2 separate regions of the Homo sapiens genome follow, and region 1 is linked to region 2. Evidence: chromatin contacts called from ENCODE POLR2A ChIA-PET data. All regions are on one chromosome and are shown on one strand. The core of a region is the stretch at or near the end of the contact, and the rest is flanking DNA. Distances in the headings are between cores, read along the strand shown.

The links. ChIA-PET counts read pairs that join two places held with the same protein, here RNA polymerase II (POLR2A).
Region 1: POLR2A ChIA-PET joins it to region 2 with 20 read pairs in activated T-cell. The contact joins two enhancer-like sites. POLR2A ChIA-PET finds 5 or more read pairs at or near these places in 3 of 52 experiments (CD8-positive, alpha-beta T cell, PC-9 and activated T-cell).

The regions. Positions count from the first base shown.
Region 1 is chr5:173,000,084-173,004,071 of GRCh38, reverse strand. All of the region lies in intron 2 of ATP6V0E1 (ATPase H+ transporting V0 subunit e1), which reads right to left. Among named protein-coding and RNA genes, the nearest start is that of ATP6V0E1, 18 kb to the right of the region's middle. Within about 2 kb of position 2,476, at least 4 of the 41 ENCODE cell types and tissues checked have a DNase peak (open chromatin) inside an H3K27ac peak, as active enhancers do.
Region 2 is chr5:172,070,224-172,074,294 of GRCh38, reverse strand. All of the region lies in intron 12 of STK10 (serine/threonine kinase 10), which reads left to right. Among named protein-coding and RNA genes, the nearest start is that of FBXW11, 66 kb to the right of the region's middle. Within about 2 kb of position 2,807, at least 2 of the 41 ENCODE cell types and tissues checked have a DNase peak (open chromatin) inside an H3K27ac peak, as active enhancers do.

The sequences.
Region 1 (3,988 bases), core at 1,227-3,726, 930 kb before region 2:
TCTCTCCTACCCCTTCCCTTAGTGCTGGGTTTCTCAACCTCAGCACTATTGAAATTTTGGGCTGCATAATTCTTCACTAGGGGAAAGTGAGGCTGTCCTGTGCAGTACAGGATGTTCAGCAGCATCCCTGGCCTCTATCCCTGGATGCCAGCAGCAACCCCAGCAAAGAACCACTGCCTTAGGTAATTCTATGTGTTCTCATGGCCTCAAATCTCTCTGCTTTAGCTAAGTTCCTGTTTGACAACTCTTGGGCATCTTATGGCCATCTCAGTCCTAATTAGCATGTACCAGTTGAATCTCTCTTCAAATTCATCCTGTCCCAAGTCAGGATCATCTTAGTAAATGGCCCAACCTAGAACTGGGAGCCATCTCTGATTCTTCCTACATCTAATCCATCAGTACGACCAATAAATTCTACCTGCCAAATTTGCTCTCAAATCTGTGTGCCTCTCTTCACCTCAGACCAAACCATGGTGATCTCTCACTGGCATGCATGCAGTCACTTCCTGACGGGTGTTCCTGCTTCCATTCTCCCCGCCAAACAGTCTGTTCTCCACAGAGCAGCCAGAGTGATCATCCCATTCACACCACTCCTTCATTAAAAATCTTAAAGCATCTCCTATTCACTTAACATGAAACCCAAACTCCTTATTTAGTGTCAGCAGACACTGGATCTGGGCACTAGATGTGTAGCAATGAATTAACAAATCAGACAACCTCCATGTCCTCTTTAATGAGGAGAAGCAGATAGTAAACAAATCAAGAGCCAGAGAGGCCCAATCACTCCCCTCACAGCCCCTTCATTCACTTCCCAGTTTCCCCCATCCACTTGTTGCCACAAATACCTATTCAGTTATGACCTCGGAAGATTCCCCCTCACTTATCCTTCAGCCCCCTGCTGCTGTCAATCACACAAGGACCTGCACAGCATAAAATCCCACCTGGCCTGGGCCTTACATAAACTCTGAACCTACCACTCCCCACCTCACTATTAAGCCCAACATTACCCTGCCAGAACATTCCAAGCTACTTAAAAAAAAGAAAGAAAAAAGGGACAGGGCCTTGCTGTGTTGCCCAGGCTGGTCTCAAAACTCCTGAGCCCAAGCGATCCTTCTGCTTTAGCCTCCCAAGTAGCTGGGACTACAGGTGGGATACCCCTGTCCCCGGCTATCCCAAGCTCTTTACCCCTCAGTGCCTTTACATTTGCAGAAAGCCCTCCCTCCAATTTCCCTATGGCTGATTCCTCCTCAGACACAGGGTTTCACCATGTTGCCCAGGCTGGTCTCATACTCCTGGCCTCAAGCAATTCTCCTGCCTCAGCTTCCCAAAGTGCTGAGATTACAGGCATGAGCCACCAGACTTGGCTTCTATTTTGGATATAGTCTAGCTAATTAGTGAATAAGAAATTACAGAAACAGAATATCATAAATGATGGCCAATAATACAAAGAAAAATCAGACATTATGTACCCCTCTTGGAAGTACTCAACACCACTTATGAAGGAGACTGGTCAAAAAATTGAAGCTAAATCTGATCAGCCTCTAGATATGGCTACCAATTCATAGAAAATACAGAAGAACGTGTTACCACCATGAGTATGCAATTAACAAAGACCAGACTGCAACATTAAAGGGCAAACAACCCAGTTTTTCTATTAAAATTTCCAAGAAAAAAGAGAAAGATATGGAGAAGAAGCCTATAAAGAGAAATTTGAGAGACATTCACCAATTGCTACGTGTGGTCTTTATGTGGACCTTGATTCCAGCAAGCTGTAAAATAATGAGACAATTACGGAAATTTAAATATGATAGGATATTTGATGATATAAAGGAATTAAGTTTTTTGTGCATAATGGTATTGTGGTTGTACTTTTAAAATTTAGAGACACATATTGAAATGTTTACAGATGAACTGATATGTCTGGGATTTGTTTCAGAATAATCTGGGGTGGAGAGGAAAAGTGTGGGGATAAAACACGATTGGCCATGAGTTGATCATTTTTGAAGGTGGGTGGTAAGCAAATGAAGGTTCATTATCCTAACCTTTCTACTTTTATAGAGAGAAAATAGTATGTTTAAAAAGCTGAAAACCTTTGGGAGGCCAAGGCAGGTGGATCACCTGAGGGCAGGAGTTCGAGACTAGCCTGACCAACATGGAGAAACCTCATCCCTACTAAAAACACAAAATAAGCCAGGCGTGGTGGCACATGCCTGTAATCCCAGTTACTCGGGAGGCTGAGGCAAGAGAATCACTTGAAACTGGGTGGCAGAGGTTGCAGTGAGCTGAGATCCAGCCATTGCACTCTAGCCTGGACAACAAGAGTGAAACTCCGTCTCGGGGGAAAAGAAAAAAAAAAAAAGCTCAAAACCAGAAAGTTTAAAAAGGAAATACATGTTAAAGTAAATAGCAGCCCTGAAACCAATCAGCCAAAGTGCTGCGATTACAGGCGTGAGCCACCACGTGTGGTTACTTGGTTGGAAACCAAAGCGGTGCACCCAGGCCCCTGGGAAGTGATTATGTCCTGTGCTCAAACTAGCTCTAGAGCCAGGACCCAGAAAGGCCAGTGAGGGAGGTGAGGCTCAGCTCTGGATTTGCAAATTCCGAGACATGTGAGGTGGAGTTTCTGTGGGCTGTGCAGGTCCCTGTGTGATGGACAGCAACGGGGGCTAAAGAATGAGTAAAGGGGAATCTTCTGAGGTCATAACTGAGTAGGTATTTGTGGAAATGAGTGGATGGGGGAACCTGTTTGGGAAGTGAATGAAGGGCAATGAGGGGAGTGATCGGGCCTCTCTGGCTCTTGATTTGTTTTATCTGCTTCTCCTTATTAAAGAGGACAGGGGGTTGTCTACTTTGTTTATTCACTGCTACACTGTGCCATTACGCCCGGCTAATTCTGTATTTTTAGTAGTGTCCAGATCCAGTGCCTACTAATGCTAAATAAATATATGTTGAATGAATGAATTCTAATAAGGCTAAGTAAAATATTCACTATACCAGCCCTGTAAGGAAACTGTGCTTACAAATAACACAGTCCTTTGAATTAAAATAACTTATTTTAAAGATCACTGATTGGCCAGGGGCGGTGGCTCACACCTGTAATCCCAGCACTTTGGGAGGCCAAGGTGGGTGGATCACTTGAGGTCAGGAGTTCGAGACCAGCCTGGCCAACAAGGTGACACCCTGTCTTTACTAACAATACAAAAAATAGCCAGGCATGGTGGCGCACATCTGTAGTCCCACCTACTCAGGAGGCTGAGGTAGGAGAATCACTTGAACCTGGGAGGTGGAGGTTGCAGTGAGCTGAGATCTCGCCACTGCACTCCAGCCTGGTCGACAGAGTGAGACTCTATCTCAAAAAAAAAAAAAAAAATCACTGATAATATTACTTTGATTTTTATTGTGCTTTACTCTAAGTTTTCACACACAGCATCTTACTTAAAACTCACAAAACCACCCTACAACATAATCGTGCCAAGTATCCTTTTGCCTAAAAGAACCTAGGTCTCGTGATTCTTAGATAGTATTTATTTTCCTATATCATGATGCCAGTAAGATTTACAGTTAGTCAGGTGCTAAGACACAGCATGTTTTCCAAGAAACAACTGTGTCTTCACAATACATTACATTTCTAATTTCATGTGAGCTTGGTGACTCTGAGTAAACAACAATATAATTCAACATTAAAAATTAACCTAAGACCAGAAATATAGTATAGTAACTTAACAAGATTGTATGTTTAAGAGACAAAAGTGATCTTGTGCCTTAAAGAGGGAACCAGATATAACATTCAGATTTTCCTCTGCTGAACTATTAACAGAAACTGGATTCTACTGGCAGAGAACCTAATTTATACAGAGCTCAAACAAGTTGAGCCTCACGGAATCAAACTTTAAACTAGAACAAACTGGCACCAGAAAAAACTGCAACAAACAGAAGGCAATTTAAAAGTCCATGAATGCATTTCAAAACATGACTTTGAAAGCCAAAG
Region 2 (4,071 bases), core at 1,558-4,057:
AAGCCGTGAAATCAGGTAGTGTGAGTCTTCCAACTTTGTCCTTGTTTTTTAAAGTTGTTTGGCCATTCTAGTTCTTTTGCCTTTCTATATAAACCTTAGAATCATCCTACTGATTTCTGTGAAATACCTGCTGAGTTTTTGATTGGGATTGAGTTGAATTCATAGATCAGTGTGGAGAGATAGGACATCTGAACAATATTGAGCATAACATATCTCTCCATTTACTTAGGTCTTCTTTGTTACATTTCCTTAGTGTTTTTAATTTGAGCATACAGATTCACTATATATTTTATATTTATATTCGAATTATTATTATTATTATTATTATTTGAGACAGAGTCTTGCTCTGTCACCTAGACTGGAGTGTAGTGGCGTGATCTTGGCTCACTACAACCTCCGCCTCCCAGGTTCAAGCGTTTCTCTTGCCTCAGCCTCCCAGGTAGCTGGGATTACAGGTGTGTGCCACCACGCCTGACTAATTTTTTTTTTTTTTTTTTTTTTGCTATTTTTAGTAGAGATGGGGTTTCACCATGTTGGCCAAGCTGGTCTGGAACTTCTGACCTCAAATTATCCACCCAACTCAGCCTCCCAAAGTGCTAGGATTATAGGCATGAGCCACTGCTCCCGGCCTTGAATTATATTTATTTCATGTTTTTGGTGCTGTTATGCAACATACTTTTTAAAAAAAATCAATTTCTGCCAGATGCAGTGGCTTACGCCTATAATCCTAGCAACTAAAGAGACTGAGATGGGAGGATCACTTGAGGCCAGGAGTTTGAGACCAGCCTGGGCAACATACTGAAACCCTGTCTCTAAAACAAACAAAAAAAAAATTAAAAATTAGGTTGGGTGCGGTGACTCATACCTGTAATCCCAGCACTTTGGAAGGCTGAGGCAGGCAGACCACTTGAGGTCAGGAGTTCAAGACCAGCCTGGTCAACATGGTGAAACCTCATCTCTACTAAAAATACAAAAATTAGCCAATGTGGTGGTGTGCATCTGTAATCCCAGCTACTTGGGAGGCTGAAGCAGGAGAATTGCTTGAACCCGGGAGGCAGAGGCTGCAGTGAGCCAAGATCGCACCACTACTGCACTCCAGCCTGGGTGACAGAGCAAGACTTCATCTCAAAAAATAAATAAATAAATAAATAATTAGCTGGGTGTGGTGGCATGCACCTGTAATCCCAGCTGCTTGGGAAGCTGAGGTGAGAGAGGATCACTTGAGCCCAGGAGTTCGAGGCTGCAAGTGAGCCATAATTGCACCACTGTGCTTTAGCCTGGGAACAAAGTAAAACCCAACTTGGAAAAGAAAAATTCTAATTGTTCATTGCTAGATTGTAAAAATACATTGATATTTATATATTAATCTTGTACTGCAATCTTGTTAAACTCACTTATTAGTACTCGTATCTTTCTTTGTAGATTCCTTGAGATTTTCTACATAGACATCATATCTACAAATAGAAACGGTCTTATTGCTTCCTTTTCAATCTGTATGCTTTTTATTTTTTAATTGCTTTATTGTGCTAGCCAAGGCCTCCAGTAGGATGTTGAATAGGAATAGTAGAGAGGACATCTTTGCCTTGTTCCCCATTTTAAGGGGAAGGCATTCAATATCTCATCATTAAGTATGATGCTAGCAATAGGGCTGTTTATAGCTGCCCTCATTGGATTAAGAAAGTCTCTTTATACAGACGCAGAAGCTGAGGTTAAAAAGAAAGAAAAGAGGCCAGGCGCGGTGGCTCACGCCTGTAATCCTAGCACTTTGGGAGGCCGAGGCAGGCGGATCACAAGGTCAGGAGATCGAGACCATCCTGGCTAACACAGGGTGAAACCCCATCTCTACTAAAAATACAAAAAATTAGCCAGGCGTGGCAGTGTGCGCCTGTAGTCCCAGCTACTCGGGAGGCTGAGGCAGGAGAATGGCATGAACCCGGTAGGCGGATCTTGCAGTGAGCCGAGATTGCGCCACTGCACTCCAGCCTGGGCGACAGAGCAAGACTCCATCTCAAAAAAAAAAGAAAAGAAAAGAAAAAAAATTTTTTAAGTCTCCTATTCCTAGTATGCCAATCAATTTCATTATGAATAGGTGTTGAATTTTATCAAATGGGTTTCATGTATCAATTGATATGATCATATGGTTTTTCTTCTGTTAGTCTGTTGATATAAATTATATTGCTTGATTTTAAAATATTGCATCAGCTTTGCCTTTTTGGGGTAAGAACCACTTGGTTATTGTATATTTTCCTTTTTATATATTACTGGACTCAATTTGCTGATATTTTGGTGAGGATTTTGGGGTCTGTGTTCATGAAGGATATCGATCTGTGGTTTTCTTGTGATGTCTATCTGGTTTTGTTGACAGCTGTTGTGATACCTCGGTTCTTGTCTTCTTGGCTTTAAAGAATTTAAACATGAGACACACAGCAAAGGAGATGCAGCATAGAGTGATTTATTGCAAAAGGAAAATAATATTTTGAAAGTTAGGTATAGAATAGACAGTACACCCTGAGAGAGAGAGAATTCAGAGTGGGCTGCTTGTAAGGACGAGACAGCAAAGACTGGCACTAGGGAGACTCTTTTAAAGGGAGCCTTACATGATGGTTCCTAAGTAGGTGGGAAGAGGCGTTGCCAGGAAGCATGTTCTGGGTGGTCCTCTGGGTGCACAGCTGTAGTAGCTGTACATGCTTGTTCATTTGTCACTGTCTCATTAGCATCTTACATCTCTACCCAGGGATGTGTTTTTTACTATTACAATGAACAAAGAGTCAGTCGGAGGACAGGTAAAATCAAAATGTGCTTGCTCCCTACAGGGAAAATCCCCTACTGAAGATAGCTGTGCTTGAATGAGCTCAATTACAATGAGAATGCTGAGGCTTATGGTGTTGACTGTATGGTCACCATAGTTGCTGTGTCCAGAGAACCTGGTCATTTTTTTTTTTTTTTTTTTTTTGCTACCTATCCTGCCTCAGTTTTAGTTATCTATTTCTTCTTCTTTTTTTTTTTTTTAAACTTTTCATTGTTACATGGCCTTCCAATGAAATACCTATTTCTTTTTTTTTTTTTTTTTTTTTTTTTTTTTGAGATAGAGAGCGTCTCACTCTGTCGCCCAGGCTGGAGAGCAGTGGTGCAATCTCAGCTCACTGCAACCTCTGCCTCCCAGGTTCAAGCGATTCTCCTGCTCAGCCTCCTGAGTAGCTGGGATTACAGGTGCGTGCCACCACACCCGGCTAATGTTTTTGTATTTTTAGTAGACATGGGCTCTCACCATGTTAGCCAGGCTGGTCTTAAACTTCTGATTTCAGGTGATCTGCCCGCCTCAGCCTCCCAAAGTGCTGGGATACACCACCGCCCCTGGCCTGTTTCTTCTTAAGTAAACTTTAGTAGCTTCTGTCTTTCAAGGAATTTGTAGATTTCATTTTAATACTCAAATTTATTGGCATTAAATATTTCCTGACTATCCTTTTAATGCCTGTAGCATCTATAGTGATGTTCTTTCTTTCATCCCTCATATTGGTATTTTGTATTGTCATCTTCTCATCCTCCTTCTCCTCCTCCTCTCCTCCTCCTTCCCTGTCAGTCTAATTATTAATTTTATTGACCTTATCAAAGAACCAGCTTTTGGTTTCATTGATTTTTCTCTTTTCAATGTTATTGATTTCTGCTGTTATATTAGTCTTGGGTTTAAATTGCTCTTCTTTTTATGGTTTCTTAATGTAGAAGCTCATTTAGAACATTGATTTGAGACTATTCTTTAAGCACTTAATGCTATAAATTTCACTTAATGCTATAAATGGAGCACTGTTTTAGCTTCATTCCACAAATCTTTATATGTTGTATTTTCATTTTTATTCAATACCAATTACTTTTTAATTTCCTTTGCAACTTCCTCTTTGACCCAGGTTATTTAAAAGCTTGTTGTTTAATTTTAAAATGTTTTGGGGCTCTCATATCTTTCTCTTATTGTTTTTTAGTTTGATTTCATTATGATCAAATCAAATAACATATATATATAGATATATAGATATATAGATATATATTTTTTTGAGGTGGAATTTTGCTCTTGTCGCC